2 separate regions of the Homo sapiens genome follow, and region 1 is linked to region 2. Evidence: read pairs that join two places in POLR2A ChIA-PET (ENCODE). Cell type or tissue: A673. All regions are shown on one strand. Each heading gives the region's core, and the rest is flanking DNA. Links, peaks and the distances in the headings are about the cores only.

Evidence for each region. ChIA-PET counts read pairs that join two places held together with the same protein. Peaks named below come from ENCODE experiments on the same cell type or tissue, not always from the same donor. Only the 100,000 strongest peaks of a DNase experiment are listed, where the experiment ranks them.
Region 1: POLR2A ChIA-PET joins it to region 2 with 13 read pairs; 1 of 35 experiments calls an interaction of 5 or more read pairs at or near these places.

The regions. Positions count from the first base shown.
Region 1 is chr5:154,766,825-154,774,982 of GRCh38, reverse strand. The region is part of intron 1 of LARP1 (La ribonucleoprotein 1, translational regulator); the gene reads right to left. Among named protein-coding and RNA genes, the nearest start is that of LARP1, 16 kb to the right of the region's middle. RefSeq lists a silencer at 4,636-4,695. In A673, for the core only: no CTCF peak of the experiment used is centred there; no DNase peak of the experiment used is centred there; H3K27ac peaks cover 679 bases.
Region 2 is chr5:154,159,636-154,167,793 of GRCh38, reverse strand. No RefSeq gene overlaps it. Among named protein-coding and RNA genes, the nearest start is that of GALNT10, 27 kb to the left of the region's middle. RefSeq lists a silencer at 1-185. In A673, for the core only: no CTCF peak of the experiment used is centred there; a DNase peak (open chromatin) is centred at 3,473.

The sequences.
Region 1 (8,158 bases), core at 1,747-6,746, 610 kb before region 2:
GGGCCTCCTGTTTTTCTTTTTTTCCCTGAAATTACTGAGTTTCAACTGTTTCTTTCCTCAAGGAAACAAAGCCTACAAATCCTAATGCAGGCACTGTGATCCCCCCTGGTGCCACCTGAGAGACTTTGGTCAAAATACAGACTTGGTTTTCTGTAAAAGAAGTGACCAGACGGCTTCTTAGTGACCAAAGCCCTTTTAGATTCTGACCTGCTTCAAGTCTAGGATCTCCAAAGAGCTGGCACCTCAGAGGGGCAATGGCAGTGATGATATGTGGGCAGAAAAGGCCTGGGGCAGGGACAGCAGAGAACATCCCAGAGCAACTACAAGCCCAGCAACAGCCAATAGGGACCTTTACTGCCTCTCCAATCCCACCTCAGAGGAAATGCAAGAGATTAAGTCTTCCCAAAGGTAGTACCAACCCGTTATATCCAAGGGTTTGAGTAATAAGACTAGACCCCAGGAGAAATGAAAAGATGGTGCCTTAGACTCCTCAGCTCTGGCAAATGCCATCTTGAGCAATATCCTACCTCGAGGGAATTTGGCTCCCAGAGTGCAAACCAAGGCACCCCCTCACTCCCTGGAGCAGACCCTCCCCAGCCTGGAGACTTGGCACAGGGCTGCTGGGTGCCATAGCTGCTACTCCCTGCAGTGCAAACAAGCATGGGGCAGGGATGCAGTGATGCAGAGAAAGGCTGGCTTCCCTGGATCCATCCAGTATTTAAACTCCATCCAGTCTTTAAACCCCCAATCATCAGTACTCTGGTCCCTTTCATCTGAGGGCTAACCCAAGTCAGCTGCTCATCCTCAGCCCTCCTCCAAAGGGACGGAGGAGGCCAGCAGCAAGCCAATGGCATATCTAAGAAGCAGCCCAATTTTACAGGCTGAAAAACTGAGGCACCGGTTTAGGTGTGGAGAAACAAAAAAAAAAAAAAATGAAGCCAGGCTTCTACAAATCTCAAACCTGCATGACGTTCTTGTCACAAAGTGGCCTAGTGTGAGGCACTTGTGCCCACACTAGGGGTGCAGGATTGTTGGACAAACCAATTATTTAGAGATTTCTATGTCCCAACCTGACTCAGGCCAACCCATGTCCCCTTCTGCAACTACTCTGGCCCAACTGGTCTTTTTCCCACTGCCTATCCACATTTGTTCTCCCCAAGAGACAGGCCAGTGCTGGCCTGCTTCCATCAGCGGGGTAGGCTGTAGACTTGAGGGTACTCCCAGACAAACCAAGTGGAAGGCCTTTGCCCACCCTCCATTAGTTTCCTCTTTGTACTTCAAGTAGTTCCAAAACCAGGCAGGAAGCTCTCAGAATCTGGCAGATGAGTGGAAAGAACACTGGACTGGGAGTTCAGGGTGCTTGTGTTTTAAATATCCTATCCCTGCGTGGCAGCTCGGTTAAGTATCTTCCCCTATCTGTGCCTGCTTCCCCCAGCACAGTGCTGTGGGGGAACATGCACTTACACATGTGTGCATGTGATTTGTGGCCCAGGCTCAGAGGCCTCAACCCCAGCGTGCCTGCAGAGGGCAGGGAAAGAGTGGAGGGCTCACAGGTAGCAGCTGGGTATGTGCCTTCACAGCCACAGTTCCTTAACCTTTCTCTCAACAGCAAACTGTTACCTTCCTTCCTAAGGTGGCTTTGAGGGTTACAAAAAGATTAAGTCCCCTTGAAAGCCTATGTTTCTAAATGGAAAAAATATATAGCTTACAATACAGTGGATCCCTGCCCCCCTAGCCATAGTTTGTAACCCATGGTCAACTGAGACCCCAAAATACGTGAGTACAGTATAAGATATTCTGAGGTGACAGAAGCCCCCATTCGTACGTTTTCTTAATGAAATCAGCAATAAGCCCTTCCAGTACAAAAACTGGGCGGACTAAACTTCCAGTCATGGAGCCTTCCTTGTTCTTTATCGCAACTCTTCCCTCTTCCCAGTTGTCCCAACAGTAACTCAAAGGATAGAACAGCAAGGTCTTTTAAAAAAAAAAAAAAAAAAAAAAAGGCCAGGTGCGGTGGCTCATGCCTGTAATCCCAGCACTTTGGGAGGCAGGTGGATCACCTGAGGTCAGGAGTTCGAGACCAGACTGACCGACACGGAAAAACCCCGTCTCTACTAAAAATACAAAATTAGCAGGGTGTGGCAGCACATGCCTATAATCCCAGCTACTCCAGAGGCTGAGGCAGGAGAATTGTTTGAACCTGGGAGGCGGAGGTTGTGGTGAGCTGAGATCATGCCATTGCACTCCAGCCCGGGCAACAAGAGCAAAACTCCATCTCAAAAAACAAAACAAAACAAAAGATATTTTGAGAAGGAGACCACATTCACATAACTTTTATTACAATATATTGTTATAATTGTTGTATTTTGTTGTTGTTAATCTCTTACTGCGCCTAATTTACAAATTAACCTTTATCACAGTTACATATGTATAGGAAAAAACATATAGAGGGTTTAGTACTAGCTGAAGTTTCAAGCATCTACTGGAGGGTCTTGAAATGTATCCCCCATAGACAACGGGAAGGCTACTATACTATGACCCCATTTTGTCTTTTTATTAAAAAGGTGTATATATATGTATACTCTTACACACACTTGAAATACGCTATCCAATGCCATAGTCACGAGCCACAATATGTGGATACTGAGCACTTGAAATGTTCCTAGCCCAAATCAAGAAGTGTGAAAGACATCAAATTTCAAAAACTTAGTAAGAAGAATGTACATTTCATTATTTTTACATTATGTTAAAACAGCATTTTGAATATATTAGATTATTAAAACTGATTTCCCCTGTTTTGGCTACTAGAAAATTTTAATTTACGTGGCTAGCACTGGTCTAGAAAGATACACAATCTCATCAATGCTTATTATATTTATATGTGTATTTATGTTCATGTGCGTTGTATATTTGCTGGTTAGTGGGACAGATTACCAAGGGGTTGTTTTTCTTTTTGCTAAAATATATTTGGACATTTTTCTACAATGAATTGGTGTTGCCTGAGCAACCTGAAGATTTCCCCTTCGAAAGAAGTTAAAAGGCCCAACACATAGGGTATTTTCCGTCCTCTTTGGTAACACAAAGCCAGACAGCCTTCCAAAGCCTGTAGAGAACCCCACCCCCAACCTTTCCTACTGACCCTAAGGCCATTCGTGAAAAACTACAAGGTCTTTCCAGCAGGCCTGCATGTGGCCCGGCAGAGCTGAAGAGGAACATCTCTAGGGGAATAAGAGCCAGAGCTCCCCAGCAGGATCAGTGCCTGGCTTATACCCACTTGGCTTATGTCCCCAGAGCCCACCCTGCCAGCGGAGGCAGAGTTGAGGCGTCTAGGCTGGGCCGTAACAGCCCTATACAGATATCAGCAGCTCAAGATCTGTGCGAGTCCTCTCTCCCCGCCAACAGTTTTCCTGGCAGGATATGTACAATTCTGTGGTCTGGGAGAATGCAAAGCCAGATGATGTGTACGGCATGAACTCTGGAGTCAGTCTGCCATGGGCTCAAACCCCAGCTACTTACTAACTACTGTGAAGCCTTCAGCAAATTAGTGAACCTCTACGAGCACCTGTTTTGTCATCCGTAAAATGAGGATTGTCACTGTAGCTAGATCCCACAGGGTTACTGTGAAAATGAATGGTGACAGTGAATAGGAGTGTGTGGTAGCTTGAAAGTTCAATAATCATGAGATTAGCAGAGGGTCTCCAGGAACTCCGGCCTGGGTTCCTGGGGCATCTGTCCTCACCAAGGCAAGCTACCCATGAGGCAGATTTTAGGACACCTGGCCAAGCCCAAGGACATGATAAAGGCTATTACTCACTGATAAGCACTGCACTTGACAGCACAGGATCCAATCCTTTTTTTTTTTTTTTCTTTTGAGACACAGTCTCGCTCTGCTGCCCAGGCTGGAGGGCAGTGGCGCGATCTTGGCTCACAGCAACCTCCACCTCCTGCGTTCAAGCGACTCTCTCACCTCAGCCACCCGAGTAGCTGGGATTACGGGCGCCTGCTGCCACGCCTGGCTAATTTTTGTATTTTTGTAGAGACGGGGTTTCACCACATTGGGCAGGCTGGTCTTGAACTCCTCACCTCAGGTGATCCACCTGCCTCGGCCTCCCAAAGCGCTGGGATTACAGGCATGAGCCACCGTGCCCGGCCAGGATCCAATCCCTTTATAAAAGTTGTGAGAAATGAAGTTCTAGCCAGGAGAAACTAGAGAGTGGGACTAAAATCAGAACTCCAGTCTGGATTCCCAGACTGTGCTCCAGCAGCTTGCTCTGACTCTGCCCTAAGGATCTTACCTGAAATCAAAAACCCACAGCAGTTCCTGACAAGAAGTCAGGAAGAAAAAACCATGACATACAGACTCAGGGTCAAGATCAGTCCCAACCTCCTGGACTGCCCTCCCAACCATGCCCTTGCCTGTGTCTCAGGCTATTCTCTCATACCCTCATTCCACCTCTACCCTGGGGCAGGGAGAGAGCCAGGGATGGGCAGGGAGGGAGCCAGGGACAGGCCGGGAGAGGTAGCCTAGGCAGGGAAGCACCTGTCCTCAGCATGGCTTTGGGGCCAAGAGATCCAAAACCAGGGGGAAAATGCCTGCCTAAACTACCCTTCTGATCAGGGGATAGTGCAACTAATTCAGCTTCTAGACAGTGTGAGAAGTGAGGAGGAAATACGAAATAGCAATCAGAAAGCTTCCTCTTTAAGTGGTCTAGTCTCAGGACAAAACAGCTAGTTAAAAAAAAAAAAAAAATCAGGCCCAAGTCACTATGCCATCATCCCCCTCCTCTCCATCTTTTTCCTGGACTACTACAGAAGTAGTCTCCTAAGCAGTCTCCTTGCTTCCACCTTGCCTCCTCCCCCTACCTCCTCTGTCCATTTTCCACAGAACTGGGTAATCCTAAAGCAGAAATCAGGTGATATCACCTCTTCCAATGCTTTCAGAACAGGATCCAGACTCCCTAAGCTGGCCTCCAAAGGCCTCCTGTTTCTGATTCTTTGTGTCTCTCTCCCCTCATTCATACAGGCCTTGTCTCTGCTCCTTGGAGAACTCTAAACTCATTACCACCTGGTACTTGTTATTCCTCCAGGTTAGAAGGTTCACCACCAGTCTCCTTATCAATCCTATCTTGGCTCACCGTGAGAGGCACTCCCCAACACTTTGACTGAAGCTGCCCCCAGCTACTGCCACAAGGCCTCTAGCCACATCTTTCTCCTTTATACTCTGAGACTGATCACACAGGGTGTTTGTGCTTAACAGAGCCTTAGAGATTGACATCCAAGATGCTATATCCATTTCGCAGATGAGGGGAGGGAAGCAAAGTCTCACTGGGGCCTAACATAACTCAGTTTCACCTGGCAAGCCCATCCCTTAACTCTCAGAGAGCTTTCTATTGCTGCTCCAGGGCCTCTGGCCACAAAGCTAGGTGAGTCCTATCTCTCCATCACACTCACTCCCCCTACCTCACCTCTATTGAGTGCAACTCCTACCCTAAGACCTTAAAGTCGTCCCCACGTCCCCCACCGCCTCCTCTCATTCTTCTCCCATGAGGATGTTCCTCTGTGAGCTAGGCAGTCTGCTGTCCTTTCTCATTTTTATGATGAAATACACAAAGTCTGGGCCCATAGACCTCATGTTGGAAGGAAGCCTGGATAAAAGATGGCAAACTCAAGGGCCTACAAGAGCCAAGCTGTGGCACTCTTCACCTAAAGGGAGGCTGGGCCCTGCCATCAGACAGCAGTCATGAGAGGTCCAGAGCGGCTAGGCCTTCTCATTTTTACCCCTATAACAGCTTTATTCACATAATTTACATACCATGCAACCCATCCATTTAAAGTACACAATTTGGCCAGGGGCAGTGGCTCATACCTTTAACTCCTGCACTTTGAGAGGCCGAGGTGGGCGAATCACCTGAGGTCAGGAGTTCAAGACCAGCCTGGCCAGTGTGGCAAAACCCAGTCTCTACTAAAAATACAAAAAATTAGCCAGGCGTGATAGGCACCTGTAATCCCACTACTTGGGAGGCTGACACAGGAGAATTGCTTGAACTCAGCAGGCGGAGGTTGCAGTGAGCTGAGATCACGCAAAAAAATAAAGTAAAATACAGCTGGGCAAGGTGGTTCATGCCTGTAATCACAGCACTTTGGGAGGCCAAGGCGGGTGGATCACGAAGTCAGAAGTTCCAAGACCAGCCTGGCCAACATAGTGAAACCCCATCTCTACTAAAAATACAAAAATTAGCCGGGCATGGTGGCGCGTGCCTGTAGTCCCAGCTACTCAGGAGGCTGAGGCAGGAGAATCACTTGAACCCAGGAGGTGGAGGTTGCAGTGAGCCAAGATCGCGCCACTGCACTCCAGCTTGGGCAACAGAGTGAGACTTCGTCTCAAATAAATAAATAAATAAATAAAAATAAATAAATAAAAAATAGGGTACATAATTCAGTGGTTGCTTATTGACTCTGATTTCTTTTTAAAGCTAGAATTCCCTAGGTTTCCAGATAATTTTCTTGATTTTTAAATACAGATGATTAAAGTGTTTTTACATGCAAGTCAATCAAAACTTGTCAGTGGGCTGGACTGACAGGTGACTTCTGCCTTTCAGAATATAAGCCCCACCATGGCCGCAATGTGTCTTGTTTACAACTCTGAATCTCAGGGCCTGACACCTAACAGATACAGTATTCACAACTTTCTGAATGAATGAATCTGAAAAGTATTTTGCCAACTTGTAGCTGCAGAACCCTACAACAAATCATGCTCTAAACTACTGTCCCAAATATTACCATGTCAAGGAACTCAGTATCCCCTGTGACAACTGAATCCATTTAGGGGCACTGTTAAAAGTTACTACTTGACTACAGGCAAAACCTACTAACCCTTCATCTCTCACCTGCCATCAGAGCTTTAGGCCAAGTGGAAAAGATCTATCAAAATTCTGTATTTCAAGACAAGCAGCATTTCCCACCGCACCCCCAAGCTTTGATTCCCTGGGCAAAATAACCCTAGTTCTTCAACCATTCCTTCTTCATAGAAGGATGCATGCAGCCCAGTGAGCCAATTCTTCCAGGTGTTCCTGATTTCCTGTCTCCCACATTTCCTAGAAGCAGCATCCAGCCTCCCATACCCAACCTTGCACTCACCATTTCCAAACCCCACCCCTACACTGGGCTCCAAAACTAGGCTATTCCATCCATGTAATTGGTGTCTCTTCCTCCTACCACTGTTAATACACACGCAGAACAGGAAATACATATACAGAACAGAAAAATCAGAGAGAGCTCTGCTTCTTCAAACAACCTCAAAGCTGCAGAAAGCCATGAAAGAGAGTGGGAGAGTTTTACTGCAAAACGCCTGAACTCATCTCTGACATTCTAACACTAGGGCATTCTCAAGCACCACAATTTGAGCTTCTCACTGTCAAGATTATGGTCCCCAGTGAGTCCTTAAATTCCACTTCAATATGGAGTTGCTTGAGCCAGCCTAGGGCAAGGTCAGAAAAACTGGCTCTGAGAGTTCACGTAGGCTACCTTCCTGTGTATACTCAGGACCAAACTGCAGCAATCAAGGGGAAGAGGACCCAGGACAACAGAGGAAGGCCAGCTATAGCACCTGACTTCTGTTAAGCAAATTGAAGACCTGGGCCAAAGTCAGGGCCTCAAAAGAAGAACATTCAACATTCTTACCATTACCACGTATTACTATGTGCCAGGCTCCAGTTGAGTATTTTTATATATTCACCTAGCTCACATTCATCAATGATCCTAGTACGTGGGCACTCCAGCTATAGCCCCATTTACTGAAGCCCAGAAGTTAGCAACCTATCCAAGGGCACTCAGTGGGTAAATGGCTGCGCTAACTGTGACTGACTGTCCCAAGTTCATGCTCAACTACCCCATTTTACTTCTTCCTCCAGAGGTAGAGTTAAAACAGAACTGTAGTGGGAGCAGTTTCAAGTCTCAGCCTCACTTTGAATTGACTGGAATCCTGAACAACTCCTATTTCCTTTCTGGGCTTGAAGTTCCTAACCTGTAAATGAGAGGTTTAGATTGAATGACCTCTGAGTCCCTTCCAGTTCCAAATATTCCCTCTTCTCTGAAAGGAGGAAGGGAAAACCAAGGCCCTGAGGGCACAGCAATGGAGACAGTGCTGACAACTAGGAAA
Region 2 (8,158 bases), core at 1,160-6,159:
GCCTTCCTCACCCCAACAATGTAAATTAACAGCATATCTTAAGGCATATGGGACAAGACAAGACTACAGATCATCCCAGATGTGTTTTCTTGGGCCCGTCACATCAGCTCTGTAAACCTGTTTCCTTGTTAAATGGGGATGATTGTAGTGCTTACACATAGAGGGATTATGCCAAACCCTTTGTACTGTGTTTACACAGGTGGGTTCTTAGTAAGTGATAGCTGTTATTTGTGATTTCCTGGTAGTTTATTTCTATTTAATGTGGCTTCTTCCCTAATCAGCCCCATCCTTGGTAGAGTTTGACAAGTTGGAGAACTTAGTCCTCTGGATCCCTGGTCTTCTCTTTTAACATTCCTGCCCTGCTTGTGGACACCTTTTCAATTCATTGTGGGGGCCCACAACCCCTACAGATCTTAGAGATTAGGCATCCTGCATTGATATGCAGATTCCTGAACCCTGCATCAGAGATTCTGCCTCACCAGGATGGGATCAGGCCCAGGAATCTGCATTTTAATGAGTTCCCCAGGTGATTCTCATACAAGCAACAACTCTTGGAGAAATATTGTGGCTGAGAAAGTAGGTTGGCAGGCAGAACCAAGAGCACTGGCTGAGAGGCAGACTCCTGTTCAACCTAATCCAATTTTCTTTCTTTCTTTCCTTCCTTCCTTCCTTCCTTTCTTTCCTCTTTCTTTCCTTCCTTCCTTCCTTCTTTCCTTCCTTCCTTCCTTTCTTTCCTCTTTCTCTCTTTCTCCTTCCTTCCTTCCTTCCTTCCTTCCTTCCTTCCTTCCTTCCTTCCTTCCTTCCTTCCTTCCTTCTTTCCTTCTTTCTTTCTTTTTTTTTTTCTTCAAAATCTCACTCTGTCGCCCAGGCTGGAGAGCAGTGGAACAATCTCAGCTCACTGCAACCTCTGCCAGCCGGGTTCAAGCTATTCTCCTGCCTCAGCCTCCCAAATAGCTGGGATTAGAGGTGCCTGCCACCGCGCCTGGCTAATTTTTGTAGTTTTAGTAGAGATGGGGTTACACATCTTGGTCAGGCTGGTCTTGAACTCCTGACCTCGTGGTCCACCCGCCACGGCCTCCCAAAGTGCTGGGATTATAGGCGTGAGCCACCGCGCCAAGCCTCTAATAGAATTTTCTAAGAGTCAAAGCTGCATAAGAATGAATTAAGCTGCCCTAAAAAGTAGTGAGCCCCCTGTCAAGGAAGGTGTGCAAGCAAATGCCAGGTAAATATCTGACAGAACTAGGAGAGAAACTTTAGTTCAGGAGTTAAATTTTATGACCTTGAAAATTTCTATGATTCCATCTTCTTTTTCCTTTATCTCTCAGGAAACGCTTTGTCTCTTCAGAGATTTTTGGTTCAAGTCTCATGTTTGAGAAAATGCAATAAACACTTTTGTGTCCTAGGACAGAAAGCTGGTGACAAAGAAGAGCATTTCAAGCTGCCCCATCTAATTGTGTCAACAGAGGGGTTTCCCCCCGCCCCGGCCTCTGGGGAAGAGTCCTGCCTCCAGCCTTCTGTGCACCCCTCCCCATTCCTTCCCCACGCCCGCATAAATAATTTTTAAAAAGAGTTGGAAGCAAAGGAGGCTGTAGAGTCAGCTTGAGACTGCTCAAGAGGGGACTTGGAGCAGGCGCGTCTCGCAGTAACTGTGCCTATCGTCGCGTGTAATCGCTGCCATGTGTCTCTGTCAAGAACTTGAGCAGCCTTCAGCAAGGTCCCTGGAAACTCCCCTGTCAGGACCCTCTGGGCGGGAGACAAATGGGTAAGTTAGGACAGTGATAAATCCTGCTGTCCTTCTGTAGTCAGATCCCCTGCAGCAAAGCAGCTCAGCAGGGCACAGGAGGTAAGCAAACCTCAGGTGTGAGACTAGGTTGTGTGGGTGCTTTGCAAGTACATCTGTCTCTGAAAGCGGGTCCTGGCCAACAATTTGGTTGAGTAGATGGGTTGATATGCCAGTTGTTAAGGATCTGAGAAAGTAGTTGGAGGGAGCGGAAAGGGTTGTTTTTTTTTTTTAACCTGCTAACTTCCCCACCAATCAACAGTGAGGGCCCAGCCTTCTCTGGCCCTAGGCTGGCATCTTCCAGATCTGAACCTGGATGGATTTCTTTTCCCCTGTGTTATAAAAGCCAGGAGAAAGCATCCCACTCCACAGCCAGCCCCAGAGCTATCCTTGGAGACCCAACTCCTCTGAGCCTAAACTGAACATTTCCTCCTTGGACCAACCCCCATCCTCATTTAAGGGCATTGAATCTATCTCTTTAGGCACCTGCCATTTTTGCTCTTCAAATGACACTTTTAAGAATGGTGGCCATCTGTTGAGCACCTCCCATGAGCCAGACACAGTGCTAAGAACACCACATGCGTAACCTCAAATGTTCATAAGCATAAAATTACTAGTTCCATTTTACAGATGACAAAAATGAGGCACAGGGTGGTTAAGTGACTTGCCCAGGTCTGTGTGACCTAAAATCCATAACTGGGTTGGAGGGGAGAATAACGCAATGAATATAGACACTGGATCAGACCCCCTGGTAATGAATCAAGGCTTTGGCTCTTACTAGTTGTCAAAAGGGATGCTATAACTTTTCTAAGCCTTAGCTTTTCTCTTTATAAAATAGAGATAATAATAGCTGGGAGTGTGGCTCACACTTGTAATCCCAGCACTTTGAGAGGTTGAGGAGGGTGGATCACTTGAGGTCAGGAGTTTGAGACCAGCCTGGCCAACATGGTGAAATCCTGTCTCTACTAAAAATACAAAAATTAGCCGTGTGTGGTGGCATGTGACTGTAATCCCAGCTCTTCGGGAGGTTGAGGCAGGAGAATCACTAGAACCTGGGAGGCAGAGGTTGCAGACAGCAGAGATTGCACCACTGCATTCCAGCCTGGGCAACAGAAAGAGGCTCCGGCTCAAAAAAAAAAAAAAAAAAAAAAAAAAAAAAAAGATGGAGGGCGGGGATAATAATAATACCTATTTTAAAATTTGTAGTAGGCAAAATAATGGTCCCGCAAATATGTCTACATCCTAATCTTTGGAATCTTTGAATATGTTACCTTACGTGATCAAATGTAAGCATGAATGTAAAGGTGCTTTGCATGTCAATAATAACAATAATAGTAATAATAATTATTACAATTATATGCCAGACACTGTTCTAAAGAGAATCATTGAGAATGTGACAGAATCCGCCAAATGTCACCCTCCCATCCAAAAGACCCCTCCTAGCCAAATTTCCTGTGGAAGATGTTCTCTCAACCATTCCTTTCCTCTTCCCTGGACCAGAGATGAAATAACTCACAGGCAGCTCTCCAGATGAGAGGAAAATGAAGAAGGTAGTGCTTATTACAACATAAAAAGGACCAGGCTCTGTTTACTCAGATTGGGAAACAGATTCTAGGAACAATGTGTCTGCTCCAATGTAATTATCCTGTAAGTGGTCGGCATTTTACTCAGCTCCAAAACTCATGAAGAGGCTTCAAAGAAGTACCCTGGGGACTGTTTTATCAAAAGGGACTTAAGAAGGGGTAAAGTTTTGAGATCAAACTAAGCTCTTAATTGAATCAGCAAAAACTGAAAAAATTTTGAAAGGGAGTTTTGTGCAACAGCAGGAAAACATTTTGGATATGCAGACTGAAAAGAAAAGAGAGAAACAGATCCAGATACCTGGCAGAATATCTCTGCACTGTTGGCTAGTGTTAGTGAGAGGAGAAAGAAATGAAGTTACCGGAATCATAAACCCCTAGCTTGGAAGAAACATGAAGCTTCCATCTGTTTCATCCTTTTCACTTAATTCACTTACATTTAATTCAACATATCCATTCATTCATTTTTCAATAAATACAGACCAAGCACCTGCTAAGTGCTGCTGTGTTACGTGGTGGGGACGCAATGGAGAACACAACACAGTCCTTCCTTCCAGGAGCTTAGGGTGCTCCAGCTCCCACATACCCATTTTAGCAGGAAGTCTCTAATCCTACCATCTCCCCACCCCCATGCTCCACTTACTTTTCCACAAAATCTCACGGGGCTTAGCAGGAGAGCCAGTGCTTATACTCCAGCCTATTTGCCTTTAGAACCAGATGAGTTTGGGATTCAGAAGGCCAGACCCTGGTCCTGTTTCTGCCTCCTAGTCTCAACATGATCTTGGAAAAGAAAATTCTATTCATATGTGGAGGAAACTGAGCTCAGGGAAGGCTTTCCTCCTCTTGCTCCCCCAACCCCCATGTTGTGTTCAAATCTTGGCTCCCCTACCCACAAGCTGTGTGCTCATAAGCAAGTTGCTTAACCACTCTGTTCCTCTGTTTCATCATGTGTAAAATAGGATGTTGGAAGTCTTTGTTAAAATAAATGTATGTGAAATGGTTAGAATAGAGTCAAGTATATAATAAACATTTAATAGACATTAACCATTATTATTAGAGCACTGTGGACCTGTGGATCATTTTTTTCATAGTATTGATCACTGTTTGATATTACATATTTTAGTGATTATTAGATTTAATCTGCCTCCCCTCATTAGACTATAAACTCTGTAAGGGCTGTTTTACCTAGTCTCAACAGCTACTTCAGTGATAGGCACATAATAGGAGCTCAATAAATATTTGTTTAATGGGTTAATGAATGAATGAATTTCTTCCCCAACCCATCTCAGATTGCAGAGGAAAGAAGAATCTGAAGGGCTGCCAGAGCATCTGTTCCCGGAGGTTTTTTCAAACAAGTTCCAACAGCTGTTTGTGCTAGAAGCCACCATAAAAAGCATTCTTAAAAGCAAGAGGGAAAGAACAGCAGTAACGAAGAGATCTATGACCCAGCTGGGATCCTGGATCTATGGCTGCAGCAAGGCTCAGGGGAGGGAAGCGGGAGTGCAGGAAGGTAGATGCAGGGGCTGAAGAGAGGCAGACAGAGGCATAATTTTGAACCAGAGACAGAGAGATGCTCAGTGAGAAAGATGCCCAGAGAGGCAGAGACAGGCACTGAGAGGCACTCTGTGGTTGACAGAGACAAAGATGGAGTGGGAGAAGGAAAGGAGGGCAGACAAGTGTTTGAACTGGCAGCTAATTCCCCAAATCCTTGAGGGGTTTTGAGAGATAGAGAGTAATGCAGGCTTCAGCCTTGCCTGGTTGATTTATGACCAGCGAGAGTTGAGCCACAGTTGAGCTAAGCACATTAGGCGGCTGTGTGGCCTGGAACTTCTTGCAGTCATGCCTGGGACTTCCCTGGAGCAGATCGCAGGATAGAGAGGCTGTCTGCTCTAATGGGATGTGAACAGTTCTCAGAATCAGGGAAATCATAACATGGAGGACTTATACGTTTGTAATTACCCTCCGTTCTAATTGGGAGCCACACAAGAAGTTTTGATGGGAAAGACTGACCCTGTTGGCTGGGCTTCCTTCCACCCTTCCTTTTCTCCTTCTTCCCTCCTTTCTTCCCTCCTCCCTACTTTTTTCCCTCCTCTCTCTCTTCCTTCTTTCCTCCCTCCCTCCTCCCTTCCTTCCTTCTTTCCTTTCTCATTTATTAAGCATTTGGAATGTACAAGGCAACCAGGGATGTGGTGATTAGAGAAGACATGATTCTTAAGTTTTAAAGGGCTCTCAGTGGCACAGCATAAAGAGGAGAAAAGCAGGCAGCAGAATAATAGGTACAGTGTGATACCATTTATATAAACTACTTTTGTTATTTTTATTTGTTCATGATACATGTATTTAATGGATACTTATAAGTATAAAAACAGATTAGGCAGAAATTATCAAAATTTATATCTGAGGTTCCTGGGGGATGAGGTGAGGAGGAAATGAAACCTGGAATGGGAATCAGGGGATTTCATCTTCAGATGAGTGACATATTGCTTATTTTATTAAAAAAAAAGAAATCTGACAATTTTTTTTGGTTATTTTTACACGGCGGATACATGGTAATTTGGCATATACTATTCTTTTAAAGTTTCTCAGAATCCAAAAAAAAAAAAAAAGCTCAAGAAATTGAAACATTGACTGTAATTCACTGAGACAAGTCACTTTTATAGATATATTCTGCATGAATTTCAGAAGGTGGAAGCAGCAAGGATGATCAGAAGGTGGAACTTAATCCTTCTCTCTCTCGTACCCCAATCCATCTATTCCCCAGTCCATATTTTCAGGAACACATTCCCCAGGATTGATCAAAGAAGCTACTACATACTAAGTCAAATAAAATATGATGCTCATCTTCTAGCTACTACATGCTAAGTCAAATAAAATATGACTCTTACCTTCTAGAGACCTCCAAGAGTCAGGAACTTGGGTTGTTAAGGCAGGAAGGGGCTGAGAATTGGGAGCCAAAGTGAGTAGACTCCTCTGAGCATCTCTGGAAAGGAGGCACTGGCCATCCATGGTCTCTGTCTCCTTAGACACCTTAATTTGTAGGCAGGTGGTATAATGAAAAGAGCACAGGCTTTGGAGTCTGTCAAATCTGGGATAGGGGCTCCATAGTAGCTATGTGACCTTGGGCAAATTACTAAGTCACTGTGTACTTCAGTTTCCTCATCTGTAAAATGAGGACAATAATATTTCCCAAGGTTGCTGCGATGTTTAAATGACCCAGTAGAAATCAAATGACAACAAAGCCCAGCATAGTGTCCAGCAAACAATAGAGCAGCATGGGTTAGTCTCTTCCTTCCCAGGAGTAGGATTTCCTCAGTGGGACATCTGAAATATGGCTCCATCAGTCACACGCAGTAAAAGGCCAGAGTCACCAGGACTTCTTTGTCTTAAAAATCTTCCCCCATGGAGAAAGCAGCAATTTAAGTGGCAAAGATGGTGTAGACCTTGGGCCTAAACAAGTCCCATGCCTAGGAGGAGGCAGGAGTGTCAGGATCACAGAACAACAGAGCTGGAAGAGACATCACCAAACCTCACTGCACATCACCTGGAAAAAATTACTCAGATTCTCTCTCTCTCTCTCTTTTAATTCTTTTTTTCGAGACAGTGTCTCACTCTGTCACCCAGGCTGGAGTGCTGTGGTGAGATCTCTGCTCACTGCAACCTTCGCCTCCTAGGTTCAAGCAATTCTTCTGTCTCAGCCTCCCAAGTAGCTGGGACTACAGGTGTGCGCCACCATGCCCAGCTAGTTTTTTATGTATGTTTAGTAGAGACAGGGTTTCACCATGTTGGTCAGGCTGGTCTCAAACTCTTGACCTCAAGTGATCTGCCCACCTCAGCCTCCCAAAGTGCTGGGATTACAGGCATCAGCCACTGAGCCTGGCCAAATCACTCAGATTCTTAAGCCTCAGATTAGAATGGCCAAGACTGGGGTGCAGAAATCTTTTCTTCTGTGAAAACTCCCCTTAAAATACAAATTAAAAGAATGACATATCATTTTTCATCCATAATATGGCAAACAAAAATTTGAGAACATCAAACATTGTTGGAAAAATGTGTGCTCTTAACCACTGCTGGCGGGTGCAGCCGCTTTGGAGAGCAATTAAAATTGTCCAAACCCTATTGTCTGGGATCCATGTCAGAGACTTTGTACAAAGAGGCCTGCCTGAGGATCCTTGTTGAAGGACTGTTTGAAATAATGGAAAGTTGAGAACAAACGAAAGCAGAGAGGAATGTCTGGATAAACCAGGCTATACCTGTATCTCGCAATACTATCCAGCTAAAAATAATTAGGTGAACCTCTAAATACTGACTTAGAAACAGCTCCAAGAAATATCGTGTTCTAAAAAGGAAATTGCAACATCTTACATACAACATGACTTTTATGGAAAAAGAATAACAAACAGGTAGTACTCTATATATTCCGTGGGTACATCATATCCATAAATGTACAGAAAAAGATCTGTAAAGATACACACTAATCTGTTAACTGGAAGGACAGAGAGATAGTGGAAAAGGATAGTTTCGCTTTATATATAATGTCTTAACTTTTTACCAGGAGAGCATATTTATTTGCTACTTATGCAAAAATTATTGAAACAGCTTTATTGAAGTATGATTGACACATACAATATCTTGTGCACATTTAAAGCATACAATTTGACACATGAACACAGCTGTGAAACTATCACTATAATCAAAATAATAAAGATATTTATCAGTTACACCCAGAAGTTTGCTTATGTGATAAAATTCTGTCCAATGACATGTAAGTGCAATTCTGTGGAGAGACTTCTAGAAAAGG